5 separate regions of the Homo sapiens genome follow, and all the other regions are linked to region 3. A link is a loop called in an ENCODE intact Hi-C map of the cell type or tissue named here. Cell type or tissue: endothelial cell of umbilical vein. All regions are shown on one strand.

Region 1 (5,000 bases), 97 kb after region 3:
CTATAGCATCTTAGGTTTGATGCAATGCTGTATCAGTCTTTCCAATATCTAACGAATAGAAGCAAAGCTAGGCTTAAGATTCAGATGCAGAAATACGATTATGGAACCCTCTCATTCCCTATCATCTGATGTGGATTATTCCCGCCTTTATTTACTGATCTCCCCAATCTGAGGGCCTGGAGAGAGTCTGTATGTTTGTCTTACCTTAGATCTGTTCTGTCACCTATCAAGATCAAAACCCTCTGCCCAGGACCTCCTTTATTCTTAATCTAGGGGCGCCTGTTTCCTTATCTGGAAGCAAGTGTACCATAATTCAGTAGCTTCCCACGTTTGGTCAGTAGCCAAATCAGCCAGACACTTGTTAAAATTATGAAGGCTCCGGCCCCTCCTACTTCAATGAGTATAGACCTCTGTGTATTTTATTAGCTTTCTTGGTAATTCTGATACACACCAACATTTGATAACCACAGAAATAGTGGTTAAGAGATAGACTGCCTGGATTTCAACCCTGGTTCCACCAGTGTAACCTTTCTGTCATTTTCTGTGCCCCAGTTTCCTTGCCTGTAAAACAGGGGTCAACAATGGCATGTACCTCAAAGGATCATTGTGAAGTTTAATAAAACAAGTCATGCAACCTACTCAGCACAGTACCCCACACAGGTAGCAGGTGCCCAATAAACATCAGCAATTATTACTCTCTCCCTGCAAGGCTGAAATTTCCCTACCTCATTCCAGAAACCAACCTCTTGTCTTTCCCTGGATTCACAGCAGCTGACAGTTTTGCCTCGTAACTACAGTCTTCCATGCAATCTCAAAGAAAGGGACTGAGAGGAAAAACTAAGATTGCTTTTGAATTTGTGGGGTCTGGAGCACATTGAAGCCAGTAAGTCTAAGACAGAATAAAGATAAAAGTTGGTTCAAGAAAGTCATCCAGTGAATTCACTCATAAATGCTTGTCTAATTTAGGGTTCTCAACCCTCTTCTGCATAAAAATCACCTCAGGAATTCCAAACAAAGTATCTGGGTGGCTGGCAGCCTCCATCCCCGCAAGAGATTCTGATACGGTTGGTCTGGGGAGAGACCCAGACATTGGCAATTTTCCCAGGTAATTTGAATGTATAGACAGAGTTGACAATCACTGATCTAATTGAATATTTAAAGGGTTCCAAAAACCTCTTAACTGTTAGTGGATATATCTCTTATATTTGAAGATGCTTTATAAACTCCCTTCCTCCCTGTGAAAATCAAAAACTTAGGAGCCCCTTGTCCCTAAAACAGGGATAATATACTGATTCCAGGAACTCCTGTAGTCAATGTGAATGCACTTTGTAAATTGTTAAGTCTATATGTGAGAGGAAGCATTCTGGTGCCTAATGTGAAGATGATCATCCGATCCTGTTACATAGCATGCACAAAGAGATTCAGAAATCCTCCAGTTACCAGGATGTCGCGTAATCTGAAGTATAATGCACCAGCCACTTCAATGTATACACTTTTCATTCAAAAAATAGGAACCATGAACATGTTAAATCATTTCGTAAAAGATAGAAGAAATTAAAACCTTCCTGAGCCCAATTTGAAGGGACAAAATAAAACATACGCTGAGAACATTCAGTCTTCCACACAGACTAGTCATCTCATCTTTTATTTTCTTTATTTTTCTTTTTCTAGATGGCCATTGTGTGAGATTAAGTATTTGGTCATATTTCCCACTGCTCTTCTCAGATAGCTAAATTTAATTCTTATCCAAATGACCGACTTACCCAACTGTATACCACTTATTTAATTAGACATAAAGAGATACTAAATTCCTCTCATCTGTTGAGGAAATGATGGTAACCTGGCTTTGTCTCCTACCCTTTAACAGAAACCTCATTTCCCCTTTTTTCCTAAAATGCCCATAAACCTTCAGTGCCTCATAGTAGTATTATGAGGATCAAATAAGTACGTGTAAGTACTTTGAAAACTGTAAAACCTTAGTCATCTCGTGCTCAAAAGCCTTCACTGTCTCCAGCTGTCTGGAGTCTACTCAAGGACCAATTCCTCAGCTGGGATCCAAGGCCCTGTCCCAAACCATCATTCCTATCTTATGTTCAGCTGTTTTACTGCATGTGTCCTGGCACACTGAGACCCATGCCACAGAGGAACTGGCCTGGCCAGAGCTGGAAGCAGGCTGGGGTCCCAGTTGTGTATCACATAGAAGACCACTGCAAGAAGAGTCTGAATGGGGGCTCTAGCAGACAGGGGGAACAGAAGGAAGCTACACAGCAGAAGCAGAATAGGTGGCAGAGGCAATTGATTGGAGGGAGGGAGAGGGGGTAGGTGAAGGGGATGAGGAGGAAGACAGAGGAGGCTGGAGAAAGGGGAATTGTTGTATAGCAATGTCTGTATGTTCATCACTATGCTAGGGGGAAAGACTGCTAAAATATTGGGGCCCCAAATAGCGAGCTTGGTTTTGGATGTGCTGAGTTTAAAGTATCAACAAAGCATTCAGGTAAGTGAAACTAGAATCCTGGAGATTGGAAGAGACGTAGATTTGTAAATCACATGCAAGGAGAAGACAACTCAAGTGAGGAAAGTGGATAAGATCAATCGGAGCACAGAGAGAACAGGGGCCTGAGGAAAGAGTCTTGGGGATGACAGCATTTGCTAGTCCAGATGAGTAAGAAAAGGCAGGGGACAAAACAGGGGAGAACTCGCTGCCAAAGAAGCCAGGGGAGCATATTCCGCAGCAAGATGTGAGGGAAAGTCATAGGATGTGGTGAATTACAGGATGCTGATGAATTTCAGAGGAGCCACGTCAGCCAAGCGGTGGGCAGAAGCCAGATTACAAAGCACTAGAGAATTCGGGAGTATTGGGGAAGTGGGTGCAGTGAACATGGGTTAGCCTTTCAAGAAGTTTAGAACTGAAAGGAAGGGAGGCAGGAGACAGGTTAGCCCTCACCACTGACAGAGTGGAGTGTAAAGGCAGGAAAGCACAAAGCAGGAGCTATGTGATAAAAGGGAGCTTGGTTTTAATAAAAAGAAGAGAAAGTGCTTTCGTCTTAATAGCTCAAAGAATGCTGATAGCAGCCGTGTGTGAAATTGATTTCTGAGGCCCAGCACCAGAGACAGAGAGGCTGTGAGGCAAATGGGGTAGTAAACCATGATTTAGCACCTTCACTTTCTCTGCTTATTACAAAACAGGCTTTAAAAAAGATGCCTGTGGTGTGCCTCAGCATTCTTGATATTTTCTGTGGCCAAGATCCATTTTAATATATTCCTGAGGCATTTTGGTAATTCTAACACTGCCTGAGACATTAATCTATTAACTTTTCACATTGCTAAGCATGTTAATGCAATTTAAATATTATTTCTCTTAAACAACATCGATGTGGAAGGAAAAAGAACTCTTCTTGCTGGAAACAAAAAGGTAACAGGCTGAAAATGCTTACACGTTGAAAGCACAATTAAGCTTTATAAACTCTCAAAGTATTTGCTTCTACTCTGCAAGCATTGAGAGCCAGAGATGGCTCACAAAAATCACAAAAAATCATGTCATGTTTCATGTACTGTTAATAATAAACATTTAATAAGTGGTTTTGCAGATGGCTCCTTAACATGATCATTTAATTTATAAATTAGAAGATGGTAGTCCTTCCCATATATACAATATCTGGATTATATTTTTCAGTTTAAAAATGCCAAAAGTATGCAGAATTTAGCCAGCCCCAAAACGTAAATATTTCTGTTGACTGGAAGATAGGAAGAGATGACTGCTATATTTGTCTCTAATCACCATTATTATTTCCCATTTTAATACAAGTAGAGCTGTACTATTTACAGATAATGATGACAAATTATAGTGGCCCGATAAGGACAGGTTCTTTTAGACAGTTATTTTAAATGAGGCACTTATACTACAATCTACTCTGGACAAGATTTTAAAGAAAAAATTGTAGGCTATCATGTTTTTGAAGTAAATACCTATTTAACTAGAGAATGCATGGCTTGATTGATGTAGTTACAACAAAAGCTATACTAAGACAATAGTAACTGACTCTCATTTATTATTGATAAAGGACTTAATATGTAGGAAAGCATTTTAAAAAACTAAGTTACACAGTAGGGAAGCACAATAACAGAGTTTCTGTTTTGATACAAAACAAAGTATGTCATGAAGATTATTGATATAGCACATTATAATACAAACATCACAGGAAGAAAAAAACATCATTCCTTAACACTTGGCTAGGAATTAAGTCAATATAGAAACTGAAAAACATCAAATAAAGCTGACTTTTATCTCAGCATTTGGGAGACTTTTGCTTACAAGTATTTATTGTTTTTCAAAGTATTAAAGAGTAAACTCTTATTAATAAAAAGTACAGAGTATAATTTAGCATTTCTTTTATTATTCAGAAGTCACTTTAGGATCTGCCATAGGTTCTGGATGCAGAAAATTGTATTAGCAAAGAAAGAAAGTCCCAGCAGAGATTCTCTGTTTCAAGAGTTGCTTTGTAACAAAACAATTCTTAGGACTGAAGCTGTAGGACTGCCTCTACTTGGATTTCATTTATTAATTGCACTGCACAACGTTTTTTCATGTATTAGCACTTATATTTAAAAAAATAACTCTATGAGTTACACAGAGCAAATGCTTATGTTCCATTTTACAAATTAGAAAATTGATTTGTAAATGTGCTTAAATGAAATAGACTAATTTAGAATCATAGACATTTTTGTAGCTAGAGGTGTCTCAGAAATTAGCCAAAATTCCTTTTTGTGGAAGTGACTAATCTGAGGCAGAGAGAACTAAGTTGCCTAAAATACCACAGCAGCAAAGTCAGGATATAACAAAAACACCACAGTGGCCAAATCCTGTTGCCTAGACTGTGTCCCTGTTTAGAAGTTTTTGCTATCAATATTATGTATGTACACTCTGAAACATTTTAAAATTAAAAGTGCTCACCAAAAACTCAGCAGAACAGTAAACATCCATTGAACATTAAACTCTGTAT
Region 2 (5,000 bases), 62 kb before region 3:
TTATCTTTATCAGCCACACTAACCTTGTCATGTCCTGCAAGGAATCAAGCCATGTATCCCAAGTGCTGCGGCCAAAACCAAAGTTTTCATGTCTTTCCTCTGAATATATGGTATTCATCCATCAAAGCATTTATTTCCTCACTTATGTATGCATTCATTCATTCATTCATTCAGCAACCTTGCTATTCTTTGTTCTTTGCTTTGTATTTGCCACGGCTGGCACCAGGCAGTGCATATGCAGTGGCTAGCAGAACAGTCTCAGGCCATGATTTCTTGGAGTTTACAGTTTAGTGGTGTCAGTATATAAACATGTGTCTTAGTGATTATCTGTATATGTCATATGTAATTCTTAGGCATTTAATTTCTGAGTCTTGTTTTCTCATCTGCATAAGGGGGTTAAAACAGGTCTGGCCTTTTTCACATGATGAAATGAGACTTAATGTCAATAAAGTTCCCGATTTTAAATGTAAAACATAACCCAGAAATAAAATGTCCTTATTTAATCAGTTAGCTGACATAGATAATGTTGATACCTGGAGCTATCTTGCAAGGTAGTTTGGAGGACAAGAGAGAGTTTGTGAACCACTTGACACAGTTAAGTCTTCAATAAACGCTGCCTATTATTCTCAGTGTCATCAGTTGTTCAGAAATCACATATTAGGACTCAGTTTTCCAGATTATCTTCCTTCTACCCTTTTTCCTTCTCCCTGATCCTGCCACTCTTGCATCCATTGGCATTGTAGCCACCCCCTACAGTGACACAGTTGAGGACTGCCTTCCCAATCTGTATTCTGTGCTCCATCATAACCTTCTTTGTTTCATCAAAAAAAAAAAACTAAAATCTCTCATCCTATTCCCTCAGGGTCTTGCTTTCCATGTGGATGCCCGAGGCTGATGTTATCATTCCGAGATGAATTCTGTTGGTTCATTTGTTGTATGCCAAGTGTGTGCCAGGTGTTTTATCTCAAGTGTTCCTCCCAAGCAAATCTTATTTCCATTTTATAGACATGTGGGATATTATCCCAAATTCACAGAGTAGAAAGTGGCAAAACTGGGATCTGAGCTCTTTCTGCTGAATATAACACCTAGTGACTCCCTATAGACAAATATGAGTTATAAAGAAATACAACCTTTAAGATATGGCACTAAGCAAACCAATAGTTGGGGATTATATTTTACAAAACACATGGCTTTTGTAAAAGCAAATGCATAAAACTGCTGATTAACTGTTATTTACTGAGCACCAGTTACATGCCAGGGACTGTCCCAGATTTTCAACATACAGAGATGGATAAGCAGGATCTTGCTCAAAGAAGCTTACGTAGCTGGAGGAAGAGAAGTGAAGATAAAATCATGTGACTATGAAGTAATTCAGCCTCAATTGGGTATGGCATAGTCAGGGCATATTTCACGTGTAGGTTTTGGTGGAGGGTGCTCACAAACAGAGGAAGGAGAAAAAGTGGATCCAGGATAAAGTAAACAGTGTGAGAAGGCAACAAAGGTGTAAGACAAAGGAGCTGTTTGAGGACTGCAAGAAGGAATGTGGCTCAATAGAACAATATGTTCATGGAGAAGAGTGAGACAGGATGCTAAGGAAGTGTGTTGAGGTAAGCCAAACTGACAGAAAGGTCTTTGATGCTATGCTGAGGCATTCAGACTTGAGTCTATAACCAGTGAAGAGCCATAAAAAGTCTTTGTTTAAAACTGTATTTTAAAATAATAGCTGTGTGAGTATCATCTATCCCCACTGTGTTGGCCTATGGTTTTTAAGATACCACACATCAAATTGTGCCTCCCTCCTGGATATACTGCAGGGTAAAACCTTAGTATAATTCAGTCTGAATGAACAATAGTAATTAGTCCTGAACTATGCCTTGCTGTTATAATACAGTGCACATGGTGATAGCAAATAAGCCCCCAGGGACTCATAAACAAAATGAATGAATTATTGAAGTCCCTGTACTAATTTTATCTCTGGTGTAGAGGTTGAACTATCCATTAGAGCAATTCTAGGAAAAACAAAAACAAAAACAATTTGCCACAAGACCCCAACTTTTCTATCCTATTGCCACCTTTCCTTTCTATCTTGAATTCTATTTGAAGCTGTAGCTTTCCTAAATCAGATGCTAGAGTTTTAGTAGCTATGCATCAGTAGCTCTGGCATTGCTTGGAGTCTTCCTTAATCCAGCAATGGAACTAAAATGAAAATAGAATTACCAAAAGGGCAGATGCAGTATCTTATATCACTTTTATTATATTATATTTTAGCCACTGAGACAGGAGGGGAGAATATTATAGAATCAGCTTGCTGCAGTCTCGCCTGTAATTATATTTTTCCTTGATAAGGCATTGGCAAGTAGCCCACCAAAATATTGATGTGAAACTTGATCTCTCAGGGATGTGGAATTTCTCCAGCCCTGGGATTGAGACTGAGAGGTTTTGGAAGTGTTTGGCAGCTGTAGTAAATTCAGGAGCTGGAGGCAAGGAACAATTCTTCTAGCACAAGCCCAAAGTCAATATATTATATAACTACAAAAGGCACACTCCTCACTGTACTTTTATACTCTTCATTGGATCTTGTCCAGACCATGTTATCTTACATAGATGTAAACATACACTTTATGTACTATTTGAGAAAAACTGAGAGTCCTATAAAGTTTTTATAATTTTATATTTAGGGATGGGTATGTTAATTATAAGTAAAAATGAGGATTCAGAATTTCCCTCAAAATAAGGAGTGAAAAATTATCTGCATGCCCCATTTTATCACATAGTTTGAGTTTTGCCTTCTCTTGCTATCTTTTTTATACGCACCAGTCCAGTTTTCCTCCTTTTTTTAGAGACAAAATCCTGCTCTCTCACTCAGGCTGGAATATAGTGTTACAATCATAGCCCCCTGCAGCCTTGACCTCTCAGGCTCCAGCAATCCTCCTGCCTCAGCCTCCTGAGTAGCTGGGACTAAAGGCGCATGCTACCAGACATGGCAATTTTAATTTTTCCTTTTTTCAAAAAATTTGCTACAATATGGACGTACAGCATCAATAGAATTTGTTGATAACTACACAGTTATGGTTATAAGTTAAGTTATTTTAAATTAGAGCCTATATAGTTATTTCCCTAGGTGAAACTGCAGGCATTGTATCCTCTGGCCCATTGAACCGCCAGAGTTCAGTAAGAGTGTGTCAGAAGGCTGCTGGCAGAGTGAAAAGAGCATAAGGTTGGGATCCAGACACACCTGAATTTAAAATCCCAACTCTGGCACTTATGACCTGCATGAGCTTAACGAGCATCTGAGTCTGTTTCATCATCTGTAAGCGTATGAGGAATAAAATGGTATTATGTACAAGAAGCACCCAACCATTGTTGGCACCTAGCAGGCATTATTTTCTCCCATTTTCTTTTCTCTTTCCCACTTCAGAATGGCCAGAATACCAGGAAATTTACCTCACAGATTATCTAGCAAGTAAAGGATTTGGTGATCAAGGTTTTCAAAATGGCTTCAGGTGTGATTATTATTTTTATTTTTTTATGTTGCCATGTATTTATACCAAGTGATATGGTTTGGCTGTGTCCCCACCTAAATCTCATCTTGAATGGCAATCCCCATAATTTCTGTGTATCTTGGGAGGGTCCCAGAGGGAGGTAATTGAATCATTGGGGCAGTTTCCCCCATGCTGTTCTCATGATAGTGAGTTCTCAAGGTATCTGATGGTGTCATAAGCGTCTGGCATTTCCCCTGCTGGCACTCATTCTCTCTCCTGCCTCCTGTGAAGAGGTGCATTCCACTATGATTGTAAGTTTCCTGAGGACTCCCCAGCCATGTGGAATTGTGAGTCAAACCTCTTTTATTTATAAATTATGCAGTCTCGGGTGTTTCCTTATAGTGGCATGAGAATGGACTAATACAGCAAGCCAATTTTGTAAAAATGACTTCAGATAGCTTTACAAATAAATTCAGTTGGTTGAATAAATGATAGTACAGTAAAAAGTTAGAGAAACAGGGACAAAATACTCTAAACCAGTTGCTGTAACTGAGTACAATATTTGGTCAGAGAATTCCCCAAGGAATTTCCATTATATGTAGCTTCCATTATAAGAAAAAAACAAAGATGAGAGTTCATCAGAGGAGACAGATTTTACCCTAGAAAAAAGAAAGTTCTTATTTGAGTAATTGTGTTGAGATTCTTCAGAGGGATTACTGATTTAATATGACAGGCAATATTCTTAATTCACACCCTTGAGAATCTAACTAGAGCAGTCAGGCCTGACCATGGCAGCAGGATATATACAGGGTCTGTCCAGATCTTCCATTAGAGGCCCCAATTCTAAGAATCAACTAGCTTCACAAGCAACCCAGAGAAGACACTGTGCTAAGTGGAGATTTCCTAGGCATTAAAGTGAAACCAACTTTGATTCAAACTCAGATCTGCCTCCTACTATCCTTGAAGTTTGGACAAGTTAGTGTAGCTTTCAAATCATAGTAAAAAGTGATTAATATTACTTACTTCTCAGAGTGTTAGTAAGCATTTAATGAAAAAAAAATATGGAAAGGGAGAAGTGTGTGCCTAAATGGTCTGCCTTTGGTCCCAGGAGTGCCATTTTATTCATTTTCTAAGCACAATACAAATTGGAATTGTGAACCTCTGATTAGGCTCTATGTAAGCTTTTGTTGGAAAACCCTAAACAGAGAGATGGCTTTCAAGCTGTCAGCTCCTTAGCAAATGCTTGTGCATATACACGTGTGCACATATGCACACATGCAAGAGATTAGTTCTTATATATTACATTGTGAATTATGAAAAATTATACCAGAGAATTATGCCTATCCTGTCTTGTTTAAAGTGCTGCTGTTTGCACTTTAATTCCAAAATTATATTCTACATTATTGGCTGGATTGTAAATTTAAAACTCTTAGTCCTAATAGTGGTGCTATCCAGTCAATATTTTGTTTGATTTTTCAACACTGGACATACTTACAAATCATCTTCTATATAAACCAA
Region 3 (5,000 bases):
ATTACATCCGTGTTATAATAGTTTGCTAAATTTCATAAAATTATATCTTTTATTTATTCTATAATGGAAATGATTTAAAGTCATTGTACTAGACAGGATGTTACATAGTTTAGTTGGTAGTTAAAACAATTTTTTTTTTAGAGACAAGGTCTTGCTCTGTCACCCAGGCTGGAGAGCAGTGGTGCCATAATAGCTCACTGTAGCCTTGAACTCCTGGGCTCCAGCAATCTTCTTGCCTCAGATATCAGTAACTGAAATATGGGATTATTGGGCCATTATATTCATTGGCACAAGAATGATTCTCATGCTGAATATTTCATGCTTCTTCCAGAATCAATGTTTAGGAGTAGATTTTGTCCTGAAAACCAATTTTCTTTAGTTTTTAAGAGAGTTTTTAATTAGGGAATGTGATTCAACAGAAAAGACAATGAAGACTCAGATGATTTTTTGTTGTTGTTGTTTAAGTCCTGAATCAACTACTTTTTTTCTTTCTTTTCTTTCTTTTTTTTTTTTTTTTTTGAGATGGAGCCTCGCTCTGCAGCCCAGCCTGGAGTGCAGTGGCATGATCTTGGCTCACTGCAAGCTCTGCCTCCTGGGTTCACGCCATTCTCCTGCCTCAGCCTCCCTAGTAGCTGGGACTACAGGTGCCCGCCACCATGCCCAGCGAATTTTTGTATTTTTAGTAGAGACCGGGGTTTCACCATGTTAGCCAGGATGGTCTCGATCTCCTGACCTCGTGATCCGCCCGCCTCGGCCTCCCAAAGTGCTGGGATTACAGGCATGAGTCACTGCGACTGGCCCTGAATCAATTACTTTCTAGATTACCTGGCACAAGTCACCTAAATTATAAATCTCAGTTTATTTGTTACAAATATGATTAGTAATAAGGGTCCTACTACTTTATGGTACTGATGTGATTACAAAATAATGTCATATGTGTGAAAACATTTAAATCACATAAAGTCACTGTTGCTTTAGTACATGTGGTTAATAAAGAGGCACTCACTAGCCTAGCTTCATGGGGATAAAAAAAGGAACAGTGCGGTAGGTTGTTTAAAAAGCTTTCTATAGTTCAAACTATCGTGCATGCAGTGGCATCTTAGTGCCTGCTCTCCAATAAGCATCTCTTTACTTCATCCTACATCTCCACTTGGCCTGGCGTGCTCTGCAAACCTGCTACTGACAACAGTTTTCCCTGCTGATAGCCCTTATCTTTATCTCTGTTATTTAGTATTTTTGAAACTTCTATCTTTGGCCCCTGCATTCTGGACATCCTTTCCAGGCTACCTGTGTGTACATGTTCAAACAAAGTAACCTTACACAACATAACCTCAAAAACATAGTAGGATGATGGAATCAACCAATCCTGTAGCTTGTAGAATTATGCAAAATAATTTATTTTCACATTTGTAAACTTCAGAGGATACTCTAAATTCATACAAGAAAAAAATAATAATCTTCTTAATTATGAGCCAGAGTGAGAAATATCAGCCTTCTTTCCTTTTCTTCACCTACCTCTACTTTGGGGCCTCCCTCACTTTTGTGGTAGAAATCAGGTCTTTGCTTCTGCCAGTCTTAGGCTACACATGGCTATTTCACATGCTACCTAAGGTAAAAAGATGCTTTACTTTGCATTTGACTACTAAATTCAGGATGATAATTACTGAATACCTGTCATATTCCAGGAATAATGCTGTGTGTAAGGGGCACATAATTTTCTCTTAGAGTGCTTATTGACCACTTGTAGAAAGGGTTTCTGCTTTGAGTATACTACTCAGGTTATTAGTGGATGCATGAATGTGGGAAGTGGGAAATTAAGGAACCTCTAAATTTTACTCCAACTTACACAGTCTATTATCCTTTATACAAAATATAATTATTTTCACAGATTATACACATACACAGTATGCTGGGGTTTTTTAAATTAGAATTATAATTTGAGCATTAAGAAGTACTGTTGCTGTTGCATTCCACTTAATTGCCTGTGAATGTATTACTTCCTCAAATGTTCAGGAGAGTTCATGGTTGCTTGGACCTGGTAGGGATTAAAGGGGAAGGTAATGACTCACCATCCCAGTTGTCTCAAGACTCACCCAGTTTTAGCACTAAGAGTTCCACATACTGGGAAACCCCTCAGTTCTGAGAAAACAAGGATAATTGGCTCCCTTAGAGAATGTCTGAGTCATAGTTCTTCTGATATGTTGCATCATTCAAACTTACTAAGGATGTTAAAGAAGACAGTGTGGTGGTCATTGAGGTTGGCTCCCAACATCCATTTCACCCTAGTAACCTTCTACCCTGTTGCTGTGTTTTGTTAGAGGTGGCAAGGGCTAAGGCAATTTGGGTCAAAGTGATGTTGGGAGAAGCTTGCTAGGGACTTCTGAAAATGGCAGTGCCTTACTTTTAAGAGAGAACATAGAAAGGCAGCCTTTCTCTCCTGTTAAATGCCCCAGTATTCCTGGCAGCCATCCCACAACCTTGAAGGAAACAAGGCTTGGAGGGAAGCCAAAAGTGAAGGCAGAGAAAACAAAGCCTGGGTCCTGGATGATACCATCCGGCTGTGAAATAAACCAACTCCACAGCCCACTGTACCTCTGACTACTAGTTGGTAAACAAATATCCTAATGTGTAAGCCAGTTTAAATAAGGTTTCGGGTTACTTTGTTTGTTCCAGCTAAAAGCATTGCAGATGATGATCATGGAAAGTAATAAAGCCTTTAATTACCAATTGTCCTGACTGAATGGGTGAAAAATGTATCTTGGCATAAGATGATGGTTACGCAGCGAAAGCAGAGCCATAAAGAGATTGTTGCTTTAACTTTAAAAGTACAACTAGAACAAGGATTTTTTTTTAAAGGAGAAGCTGAGAAACAATTGAATAGGCCATTGACCAATAAAAATTAGCGGGGGATTGCATTGTTTTAAATCCTCAAGTTGATTGTTAAAAATAGTGAAAAGTTTTTAAAGGCCATATGCTTTAAAAGGAGGTTAGATGCCTAATTCCAATAACAGAATCTGTCCACAGCACTGCTTTTTGGTCCTATGCCCCAGGAGATCCATTTTTGTTTGTCAGATGTTATTTGTTGAATGGATATGATATTCCTGACATTGTAAATGTAAGACCAAATCAAAAAGGATAGAAATATAAATGAATAGACCCATTCTGCAAGAGAGAGAGACAGAAATGGAGAGAGAATAGGAGAATAAGAGAAAGAAGCTTGTTATAAATTATTGTGCTTTCAACTTATCACAAAAAGCTCATTCTTGTATTCCCAAACTGCAAAGACAACAGGTTAAAATAATAACCTTGAGTGTAGATAAAAGAAAGTTGATTATAAATTCAACATGGGTTTCATTATTTGTTCTGTATTTTAAGATGACATTCATCATAAAGGCACACCAACCCCGAAAATAGTTACCAACTCTCCACTTTAGACAACATGAGACAGTATGAGAACAGCAGGTCTGAAAAAAGGAAAGCATTTTTTTGCATTATGCTATTAAATGGAACACTTAATCAGCTTTTTTGCCAAGAGAAAACTTCCCATTATGTTAAGTTCTAAATAGGGCTGTGGGAAAAAAGTCTGCAAATGGAAAGGCTGTGGAGATGTGTCTGTTGACTTTGGTTGTTTCATAAAGTGTTAAGAGAGTCAGCATTTGTCAAAGATTCTTGGAAACCTTGGTTTAAGCAATTCTCTTTACCTTTTTGTCTGAGATTTGATGTCCCAACTTGGTAAATAGTGCATTTTTCAGGACAGATCTGTCAGAGTTTCCTCTTGTTCTCCCTTCACTCCTGCTCCCCCTTGTCCTTAGGCTGTTGCCAGGTGTTTGAGTATTATGTCGGATCTCCAGCATTATGTCATGGAAAAGCAACAGTAAGATCTGTAAACTGCCTTTCAAAACAGTTCTCCAGGAAGCCAGTCTGAATTTACTCTGGTTTTTAAAAAAGAATCATGTGTTTGACCAGCAGTTGCTTTAAATCCTGCTTTTTTCCACCAGAGATAAAGAAATGAAAAATGTGGGTATTGGTTTTTGCTGGCAAGATGTCGATCTAAAGTTTGCAGCATTCAGCATAAAATAAATGCACATGCTTTATTCAGAAATCTCATCCATTGATAAATGGGATCATTTAGAGACAGGACTGGTAGACTCTACCTATTCTTCTCCAAAGGAAAGCCTTGAGGATTTGCACTTTGTATGACATAATGGAAACAGACCCATTTTCTGATAGGGTATTTATCTGGCAAAATTCAATGAATGAATGGTTGGAGAGTCAGTATAGAATCTGTTCTGGAGCTTCTGAAGCATCCCTAGACCAAATTATATCCTGAACTGTACAGGTCTATCATCCTTCTCAACTGCAAGTGGTCAAAGACCTCTGAGCCTGTGTATTTGAAACTGACTGGTGATGAAAAGTGTAGTTTAACTAGTCTTGATTCAGCCTGGTTTAAGTTGGACACATTTTAGTTTCTTTGGTCTGTGACACAGATGTCTGCTGGATGAGCACCATCCTAGAGGCTGAACTAAAATTTACAAATATGTCATTTTTCTGCATGGGTAATATATACATCAAAGAGGAAGTACAAGACCCCTATATGTTGTCTTCTGCTTTCCAGATGTTTCTGAAATTACTTACTCCCTTTTAGTCTGGCCTTTCTGTGGAAGGAAACCTTTGATGCTAATCAACATTTGAAGTAGACCATTGATGCTGAGAGTTCTTGGGGCTAGCTCTTGCCTCTGAAGAGAATTTGCATAGGTTATCTACTGTAACCCACAAGGCAGTCAGTGACCCCATACTTTATCCAACCTTAGAGCACTCTGGTCCTTTTCATTAAACTGTTGGCCTGCCTCTTAGGTGCTCCTGCCTTTGCACAGTCCCAGTTGATGATAAGACAGTTGGTGGCCATGGCTGTGGAGATTTAGCTCAATATGGAAGTAGTCAGAAGGTTGACTGAAAGCTGGAATGTCAGGGTGCCCCCTCCTGGACTTATTCAATATAAA
Region 4 (5,000 bases), 270 kb after region 3:
GAAGTTTGCCTTTTAGCAAGCATCTAGTTGGTAACTTCGCACACTAAATGGACAAGAAGCCCAATATGTGTCTCTGAATGGGAAGTGTTATTTAATTCTTCAACTCGTCTTTTTTCTTAACCAAAACCAGTATCTTTTATTTTCTGCAGTATATAATTTTCTTAGAACAAATTGTCTATTTCTGAATCTACATTTTAAAATCCACATAATTTTATCTATTATACCAAAGAGGTTGGAAATAAAGGACGGAAAGGGAATACAGGCTTGGAATAAGATGATAGTGAAATCACAAATTGAGATATTGTTCTCCCTTGCTCTGTGGCAACAGAACTCAGAAGATAATGATAGTGAAAGCTTATGCAAGGACCATTCACTGGTAAAATGGTAGGATACATGATACTGCCATTGCCACTTCTCCCGCAGTGCAGTCCCTCACACAGCCTAAAACCATCAGCACTACCATATACTCTTGTTCGAAGCTGCAAGGGACCAGAAAGCACCGCACTGTCACATTACTTCTACTTTCCTGTTGACTCCTGCAGATTCGTAACTCGGGCTCCGCTGACAGTACAGTCCAGTTCATCTTCTATCAACCCATCATCCACCGATGGAGGGAGACGGATTTCTTTCCTTGCTCAGCAACCTGTGGAGGAGGTAATGGTGTTCACTTAGTCTAAAAACTGTTGGCTTCTGTGAGGAAATACTTGGGTATTATAAGAGTAGAGTTACTTCAGCATGGAAGAAATTTTGTGCTGTCTTGGACCAGATCCTTTCTTCTGAACAGAGTGGAATCTCGAGGCCCTCCTGTAAGGCAGATACCTCCGCCAAGATGCCAAAGACATTTTCTGTCTGTAAAGTCCCATTAGAGGAAACAGTCTTTTTTTTTTTTTTTTTTTGAGACAGAGTCTCGCACTGTCGCCCAGGCTGGAGTGCAGTGGCGCCATCTCGGCTCGCTGCAAGCTCCGCCTCCCGAGTTCACGCCATTCTCCTGCCTCAGCCTCCTGAGTAGCTGGGACTGCAGGCGCCCGCCACCACGCCCGGCTAATTTTTTGTATTTTTAGTACGGACGGGGTTTCCCCGTGTTAGCCAGGATAGTCTCGATCTCCTGACCTCGTGATCCGCCCACCTCGGCCTCCCAAAGTGCTGGGATTACAGGCGTGAGCCACCGTGCCCGACCGAGGAAACAGTCTTTACTTCTCTCCTTGATTTTGTAGAAGGCCAGAGCTAGAAATATTCTAATTTGGCAGCAGTTTGGTCCTGAAGCAGGCAGGTCCATTCACTTACATATAAACTACTCATGTGGTTGAAGTAAAGTCATCTATTTAGCAATCAATTAAAGAGTGTTTATCAGGCTTACTTAATTAGAGAAAATAGTTTGCTACCAGGAAAAAAAATCTCTGCATTTTAGACTTAGGCTCAGTTATTTTTCAACTCCACCCCATCATCCATGCATTAAAAGAAATGCCATTCGTTTTATTCATTAAAATGCATCTCTCCTGAAAAGTCACAAAATAAACTCCTGTCTCTGCTCCATCATATTTGTAACACGAACAGCATTTTGTGTTACTAGAAAAGGCTTTTGTGTTACTACAAAAGGTTATTTTTCCTCATTTTCTGCTCATCATAATTATAGTGTTTACATAATAATTGCATTGAATTTCCCAATAATTTATTTAGACATTTCCCTACAGCAAATCATTTAGTTCCTTTAACTTTTATGCTTTTATAATACAATGAATAACTTAATACCTAAGTATTTTTCTCTTTTCAAATTATTTTCTTGGTATAAATACTCAGGAGTGAGATTGTTAGATCAAGGAATTTCAGAATTTTTGTGGCTATTGGCACACATTACCAAATTCTTTCCAGAAGGATAACAATCAGTGTGTGAATATTTTAGATTCATTGCCAACTGAGTCAGTGTTTGTGGATTATTGTTTTTCTAACGTAATGGATATAAAATTATATGTCTATTCTTTTGAAAATTAGCACATCAAATAAATTCTAGCTCTAGTTTCATAGAAGCCAGTTAATTGGCTGACTTTAAATAGCTAATCCACAGAAGTATCACTATATTAATTTGACAAGATATAAAAGGATAGTACCTGAAAATGGAGACAAATGATTACCCATAAATTTTTGGAAAACATTGTATGATGTAATTCATCTTTACCTATGTTGTTTCTATCTACACAATGTAAACAAACTACTGAAAAATGTGGTTCTATGGAGCAATGTTGGATTTTAGCTTAAAAGAAGTCAGTAGAAGTGCCATGAAGTACTTTTACTCAGTTGATAAAAAACTATCAATTCAACACTTTAAGCATTTCAATAGAATGAGTGTTTCTAGTTGTTCCATCTGTCATGGATAGAAAATCATTTAGCTGGCCAGGTGCAGTGGCTCACGCCTGTAATCCCAGCACTTTGGGAAGCCAAGGCAGAAGGATGGCTTGAGGCCAGGAGTTCGAGACCAGTCTGGCCAACATGGTGAAATCCCCTGTCTCTACTAAAAATACAAAAATTAGCTGGGTGTGGTGGCGCGAGCCTGTAATCCCAGCTACTTGGGAGGCTGAGGCATGAGAATTGCTTGAAACCAGGAGGCAGAGGTTGCAGTGAGCCAAGATCATGCCACTGTACTCCAGCCTGGGTGACAGAGCAAGACCCTGTCTCAAAAAAAGAAGAAAGAAAGAAGGAAAATCGCTTTGTTTAAAAATGAACTGTCAATTACTTTGATGTTCCATGGGAATACATTATTTTGATATTTTTACTAATGACTGGCATAGGAAATAGTTTCAAGGAAAGAATCTAAGGTTTGTTTTTTTTAAAAAAAAAAATGAAAACCATGCTTTGTGAGAAATAGCACTTCAGTTATATGCACACATAGAGCTGCTATTAGAGTGTGATGTCAGCAACCTTGATAATCGTTCATTACATAATAGGGACATTGATGTTAGATTTACATGTATCTTACTTCTTTGGGCCTCATTTTCCTCACATGGAAATGAAGAAGTAGAACTATCAGTGGTTTTCAGATGTTTCTGGGTATCAAATCTTGCTTCAAAGGAAACCTTAACTATGAAGCCAGGATAAAAGGAAGACTGTTCTGAGTGAAGATGTGAGGGATGTGGAGACCAGCTGTCCTTCCACTTTATTTTGAAATGTACTGAAGTTACCAGCTTGAAAATTACTGAAGAAATGATCTCTAAGTTCTCTTCTCTGTTTCTGGTTCCAGATTCAACTGGTTGGACATTTTGCTTAGTGTAAAATTTGCTACTCCAAATACCTTATAAAACTTTAGAAAACATGATTATCTGATGATTTTGGTCATTTCCTTCATTTTTGCTCTAACTCTTCATTTTATACACGCTATAATAGCTTCAAAGCAACAGGTTTAGGCTGACAAATTTTGATTTTGAAGAATAATCATCTCAGATTAATAATTTACTGCATTGTTCCTGTATTTTACTACATGATAAATTCTGTCCCTGTGTAGAAATTATTATCTGGAAAATTATAAAATAATTAGCCTGTTATAAAATTAGATGCTTTTAGAGTACAGTGTAATTGAAAAGTAAAAGTGCATTTACTTACTTAAAATGTCATTTTGCTACTTGATTTTTTTATAAAACAAATATTGGATAGAAAAAGTGTTCTTATCCATTGCTTTCGTTACTTTTCATGCTTTTCATCTTTATAGTCAAATTTTAAAAGGCCTTTTTTTTAGGGTCTTTAATGAACAATTAATTTCTGTGGGTGGTCTGAGAACACAGCCTTAAGCCAGGAAATCTGGCTCATAAACCTCCTTCTGATTTCCTAAAATCTTTTGCAAGTCCCTTAATGATTTAAATCTTGCTTCCTAATATGTATTTAGCAATAACCGTGTTCAACCCACCTGCTAGGGATAATGTATTTGGCAGATTGATTAGGGTAAGAATGATATAAAAGGCCTAATTTTTTAAAATTCTCTATGCACATTTATTTTTCACCCCGAGAATCTAAGTCTTGATCACCACCCTACCAGAAATCCACAGGACAATAAAAAGGCAGGTAGGAAAGATAAAACATATGAAAAGAATTAACTATTACTCAACAATACTTTTTTTAAGAGAGGCTTCTTTAAACAGTGACAATTTGTGGGTGGAGGCTAAGAAATATTCGCTAGAGACTTTTTAAAGAGAATGACAGAAGATTTTGAATATAACAAAAATGGAACAGTAACAGGGAGGTGTTTTTACTAATTCTGCAGGGAAACAGGATTCGTGATGTCTACTGTTGGAATCTCAATGGTACATTTACTCAACCCACTCAGGTTGAATTTGGGCAAAAATAATGTTCCCAGGCATCTGGTGGAACCTGATCCTGTGCTGGCCCCCCATGTGCAAGGGGAGCAATGTGGGATTTATTTTGTTTATCTATTTGGGAGTTTATTCTCCCTAGTGCCCCAGGTACTAAGGAGGCAATTTAGCATTCTTGTATAAGATGGTTGGTAAATCCTGATGATCTTTTTTGGACACAGAATTCTGCATTATATTTTTAGATCATATAAAAGAAATAACAAGAACAGTTCTTACCAGAGTCTTATTATCTGGCTGGGCCCTTAAGTAGTTCAAGCCTAATTATATAATGTAATTATTAAGATTTGAGTGGATTACTTGAGAAAAGCACAGTACTTGAGGTCTGCAAAAATTAATGAGCCTTCCAATTATGTGTCTTTTTTCCTGGAAATGACTAAGGCATTGGGGAATAATTTCCATTGATGTGAGCTGGCCAAAATGCATAAAGAAATATATTGCATTGGCATGTACATTTAAACTTGCCTGGATGGTTTGATACTACAGGTTATCAGCTGACATCGGCTGAGTGCTACGATCTGAGGAGCAACCGTGTGGTTGCTGACCAATACTGTCACTATTACCCAGAGAACATCAAACCCAAACCCAAGCTTCAGGAGTGCAACTTGGATCCTTGTCCAGCCAGGTCAGTCAAATTTGCTAGTTCAT
Region 5 (5,000 bases), 160 kb before region 3:
TCTTTAGCCTTCAGCATTCTGTTCTTTTCCTTTTACCATTGATTGTTCATTACCACATTGCTAGACACTAAGAAAAAGTAAATTCATGGGCAAGATGATGCTTTTGTAGGTTACTGTTCTTAGAAGTTGTCTTTCAATTTCATCTACTTGGATTCTAATGAAGATGATTTTTGAAGACCCATAATGATTGTTGCATATCCATTTAAATTCCAAATAATCAGTACCCTCACCCAAAATCTATCGGGCTGGAGTGCAGTGGCACAATCTCAGCTCACTGCAACCTCCGCCTCCCAGGTTCAAGCAATTCTGCTCCCTCAGCCTCCTGAGTAGCTGGGATTACAGGCACCCACCACCACGCCCGACTAATTTTTTGTATTTTTACTAGAGACGGGGTTTCACTAAGTTGGCCAGGCTGGCTGGTCTTGAATGCCTGACCCCGTGAACCACCCACCTCAGCCTCCCAAAGTGCTGGGATTACAGGCGTGAGCCACCACGCATGGCCTGTCTGTGGAGTTTTGACTGTGCCACTGACATGCTGTTGGTTCTAGCTGTATCTATATATTTCAGATTCCGGGACCCAGTTGAGTATGTCTGAATGAAAAGGCTAATACTGTCCATATCAAAAGCTGTTTCATCTGCAGTAGTACATAAACCTGCTTCCCTTTCCTGTGATGATGATGGAAAATGTGTGTTTGTACTTTTCATCAAAGTTGGGGGAAAATTCCATTCAGCTGTTATTTTTAGGTTGTTAAAAGAGATAAGCTGCAAGGCTATTAAATTCAGTATCTATTGATACAATCATGATTAGATCTATTAAGCTAATTTATTTCAGAAGCACAGGAATTAAATCTTAGCTATATTTTCAGCGAAGAAAAATACACATCCCATTATTATATATACTTTTGGAAAATGCAAATGCAGTGCAATGCAAACAATTGATATTGTTTACATTCCAGTGCTATTCAGTTTCCCAAAATGTAATAAATGTCTTATCTTAAAGAAATACAAAGGATCTGGTTCAGGAAACTTCCAGATTTATGTGCACCTACAATTACTGAATCACATGTTGCTAAAATTTTCATATTTTATATCAATGTAAGGGGCAGAATCTTTACACAGATAACATTTTTCCAGAGCCTGACTATTGCCCTATACATTTTTAAGCTGCCCAATAAATATTTAGTAACATTTTTTGTGTCTCCAAGTGAAAATAGATCCAGACAATAAACAAACATCACTAATGTACTTCTTTAATTCTTCTTTAATCTTAAACTCTACAGATTTCCAAGAGATCATGTGTCAGAAGCTGTGTCCCACATGGCAGACCATGAGCTCTCCAATGTGGGAGATGGGCCCACCTGGCTGCTTAAGTCCCTGGAATGACCACTGTGTGTCTTGTAGTTGGCACATCTGTTTACCAGCTCAGGAGGAAGAACATGACAGTGATGTTTACAGATACACAGGGGCACTGTGTACAGAATGAATCAATTCACTCTGTGTTGGCCCTTATAGATGTATTTCCATCTATATTTTTTGTTCTTATTTTCTCACTGTTCTCATATTCCGTGCTCTCCTGTTTACCTTGTTGCTTTTGGCATTTTGAGAAGTGTTTTTGTCTTCTTTGTATAAATGTTGTGGATAAAGCACTTAGAGGATTTCAGAGAAAGCTCACTACTATACAAACCTAATAAATCTACAACGTCCTGTTATATAGAAAACCAATACTGACTGCCTCTGAGATACAAATACTTGATTTACTTCTTCTATGTTATATAAGTGAAACATTACTATTTAGAAAAACTTAAGTAGTCAACTGAATCTTTTTTTGTTGTGCTCTGATGCATTTGAAAAGATTCTGTAACCTCATTAAATTATCCCATCCCATTTTACATAATTCATCAGTACTTAATTGTACACTGTTTTCTTCCTTTGTCAGTATTTTTTAACAAACTCTGTATTTGATGCATCCTGTGGTTAAGACAAAACAAAATTAAATGCAATTGTTTCTCTAAAAATCATGATTATTCCTTGGTTCGTTCTTTGAACGTTTCGTGGACTAAGCCAGGCACACTAGGGCATATGGCAGAGGAGGCAGAATGCCATTGCTCACACTGCTTTGCCCTCTAGAGGCTGGAGGGAGGGGCTTCAATGACTTTCCCTGAAGAACCACTTTTTACCTGGGTTCTAGATATTTCTCTTAAGAAAGCCACTTTTTGTCCACAGTTCTGACTTAGATTCAGAGGTCTGGGAGATGTTGACTGTTGCCTTTCATGGAGTAACTGCCATTGTGTTTTTTTAAGAGAGCTTTAATGAATGAGTTTTAGGACTATGTGGAAATTTCTGTGAAATGGTTAAGATTCTCCTATATAGTTTTGAAACTGGGTCATAGAAATACAGAAGAAAAAGAATTAAAATTCTTTCATTACACTTACAGTGACTCCATCCATTGTTTGCAGTGAGTAAGTGACTCATCTGTAACTCAGTATTTTGGGAGGAGGAGGAGGAAATGCCAAGTTCGAATCACATCCCTTTGTGCAGGCAGCAGAGTTGTAGGGGAAGGAGCTGGGCTTGCAGGGTGAGAGGTTGGGGGTCATAACTGGGTGCCAGTCTGTGTACTGTAGCTGTTACTTAATCTCTCTGAATATGTTTCTTCATTTGTAAAATGAAGCTAGAATGGCGTCATTAGGAATGTTAGGTGAGATGAGTCAGCACTGGTTTGACATGTAATAGGCACCAAAAAAATGAGTTTTCTTTCCCATTTCTTCTCTAATATCATAGAAAGAGAGCACTGAAAGGAACCAAATGACATAACTTTTTTTCTTTAAGTTGTGAATTGACGATTTATGTTTGTATACATTTATGGGATACAAAGTGATGTTATGATTTATGAATCTAATGTGGAATAATTAAATCAAGCTAGTTAATATAGCCACCACCTCAGATAGTTAACTTTTTTGTAATTGTAACATTTGAAATTTACTCTCCTAGCACTTTTGAAATGCACAATATACGCATACCTCAGAGATATTGCAGGTTCTGTTCCAGACCATTGCAACAAAGTTAATATCACAATAAAGTGAGTCACACAATTTTGTGGTTTCCCAGTGCATATAAAAGTTATGTTTACACTATACTGTAATCTATTAAGTTTATAATAGCATTATGTCTATAAAAATGAATATACCTTAATTTTAAAGTATTGCTAAAAATGCTAATGATTATCTGAGGCTTCAGTGAGTCTTAATCTTTTTGCTAGTGGAGGGTCTTGCCTTGATGTTTATGGCTGCTGACTGATCAGGGTGGTGAAGGGTAGGGTAGCTGTAATAATACCTTAAGACAACAATGCAATTTGTCACATCAGTTTACTCTCCCTTTTACAAAAGATTTCTCTGTAGCATGTGATGCTGTTTGATGGCATTTTACCCAAAACAGAACTTCTTTCAAAACTGGAGTCAGTCCTCTCAAACCCTGCTGCTGCTTTATGAACTAAATTTATGGAAATATTTTAAGTAATTTGTTGCCATTTCAAGAGACTTCACAGCATCTTCACCAGGAGTAGATTCTGTTTCAAGAAACCCACTATCTGGCTGGGCACCATGGCTCACACCTATAATCTCAGCATTTTGGGAGGCCGAGGCAAGTGGATCACTTGAGGCCAGGAGTTTGAGACCAGCCTGGCCAACATAGTGAAATCTGGTCTCTACTGAAAATAGAAAAAAACAAAAAATTAGCTGGGCGTGGTGGTGCATGTCTGTAATCCTAGCTACTCGGGAGGCTGAGGCATGACAATTGCTTGAACCCAAGAGGCAGGGGTTGCAGTGAGCTGAGATCATGCCACCGCACTCCAGCCTGGGTGTCAGAGTAAGACTCTGTCTCAAAGAAAGAAGGAAAGAAGGAAAGAAGAAAGGAAGGAAGGAAGGAGGGAAAGAAAGAAGGAAAGAAGGAGAAACCACTATCAGTGTTTATCCATAAGAAGCAACTCTTTGTTCATTCAAGTTTTATTGTGAGAGCAGCAATTTAGCCACATATTCAGGCTCCATTTCTAATTCTAGTTCTCTTACTATTTTTACATCTTCAGTGACTTTCTCCACTGAAGTCTTGATGTTCTCAAAGTCATCCATTAGGGTTGGCATCAACTTCTTCCAAACTACTATTGTTGATATTTTGACTGCCTCCCATGAATCATAAATGTTCTCAATGGCATCTAGAAAGGTGACTCCTTTCCAGAAGGTTTTCCACTTACTGTACCCAGATCCATTGAGAAATTATAATCTATGGCAGTTTTAGCCTGACAAAATGCATCTCTTAAATAATAAGATGTGAAAGTCAAAACTAATCCTTAATCCGTGGGCTACAGAATGGATGTTGTATTAGCAGGCATGGAAACAACTCTTATCTCCTTACATCTCTATCAGAACTCTTGGGTGACTAGGTGCATTGTTAATGAACAGTAATGTTTTAAAATGAATCTTTTTTTTTTTTTCTAAGCAGCAAGTATTAACAGTGGGCTTTGTATATTTAGTAAACCATGCTATAAATAGATGAGCTGTCATCCAGGCTTTGTTGTTCCATTTATAGAGCACAGGCAGAGTAGTTTTAACATAATTCTTAGGGGCCCTAGAATTTTCAGGATGGGAAATGAGCATTTTCTTCAACTTAAAGCTACCACTCTATTAACCCATAACAAGAGAGTTAGACTGTCCTTCGAAGCAAAGAACTGACTTCTCCTATCTGCTACTGAAAGGCCTAGATGGCATCTTCTTTCAGTATAAGATATCATTGAATATAAGATGCCATTGAATATAAGATATCAAAGTACTCCAGAGGGAGTACTCCCTAACATATCTTATACGGCTGTTTCATCTACGTTGAAAATCTGTTGTCTAGTGCAGCCTCCTTCATCAGTGATCTTAGTTAGATCTTCTGGATAACTTGCTGCAGCCCTGTATCAGCATCTGCTGCTTTACCTTGCATTTTTCTGTTATAGAGGCAGCTTCTTT

Evidence for each region. Peaks named below come from ENCODE experiments on the same cell type or tissue, not always from the same donor. Only the 100,000 strongest peaks of a DNase experiment are listed, where the experiment ranks them.
Region 1: it touches region 3 in a loop (4-fold over the local background); 2 of 110 quality-filtered maps call a loop at or near these places.
Region 2: it touches region 3 in a loop (5-fold over the local background); 6 of 110 quality-filtered maps call a loop at or near these places.
Region 4: it touches region 3 in a loop (12-fold over the local background); 2 of 110 quality-filtered maps call a loop at or near these places.
Region 5: it touches region 3 in a loop (5-fold over the local background); 2 of 110 quality-filtered maps call a loop at or near these places.

Annotation. Positions count from the first base shown.
Region 1 is chr9:18,488,025-18,493,024 of GRCh38, forward strand. All of the region lies in intron 1 of ADAMTSL1 (ADAMTS like 1), which reads left to right. Among named protein-coding and RNA genes, the nearest start is that of ADAMTSL1, 16 kb to the left of the region's middle. In endothelial cell of umbilical vein, no CTCF peak of the experiment used is centred here; DNase peaks (open chromatin) are centred at 2,777 and 4,727; H3K4me3 peaks cover 510 bases; H3K27ac peaks cover 3,660 bases.
Region 2 is chr9:18,329,630-18,334,629 of GRCh38, forward strand. It overlaps a transcript of ADAMTSL1 not described here. Among named protein-coding and RNA genes, the nearest start is that of ADAMTSL1, 140 kb to the right of the region's middle. RefSeq lists an enhancer at 3,435-3,998. In endothelial cell of umbilical vein, no CTCF peak of the experiment used is centred here; DNase peaks (open chromatin) are centred at 1,472, 2,392 and 3,832; H3K27ac peaks cover 4,068 bases.
Region 3 is chr9:18,391,324-18,396,323 of GRCh38, forward strand. It overlaps a transcript of ADAMTSL1 not described here. Among named protein-coding and RNA genes, the nearest start is that of ADAMTSL1, 80 kb to the right of the region's middle. In endothelial cell of umbilical vein, a CTCF peak has its summit at 4,989 (motif pointing left); DNase peaks (open chromatin) are centred at 2,148, 2,568, 3,828 and 4,948; H3K27ac peaks cover 2,129 bases.
Region 4 is chr9:18,657,097-18,662,096 of GRCh38, forward strand. It overlaps ADAMTSL1 (ADAMTS like 1), which reads left to right. Exons shown (of 29, transcript NM_001040272.6): 8 at 543-654; 9 at 4,839-4,977. LOC102724102 (a long non-coding RNA gene) reads right to left here. Exons shown (of 3, transcript XR_428448.4): 3 at 1-643. Among named protein-coding and RNA genes, the nearest start is that of MIR3152, 86 kb to the left of the region's middle. In endothelial cell of umbilical vein, no CTCF peak of the experiment used is centred here; a DNase peak (open chromatin) is centred at 1,895; H3K27ac peaks cover 1,160 bases.
Region 5 is chr9:18,235,872-18,240,871 of GRCh38, forward strand. It overlaps a transcript of ADAMTSL1 not described here. Among named protein-coding and RNA genes, the nearest start is that of ADAMTSL1, 240 kb to the right of the region's middle. In endothelial cell of umbilical vein, no CTCF peak of the experiment used is centred here; a DNase peak (open chromatin) is centred at 2,570; H3K27ac peaks cover 3,137 bases.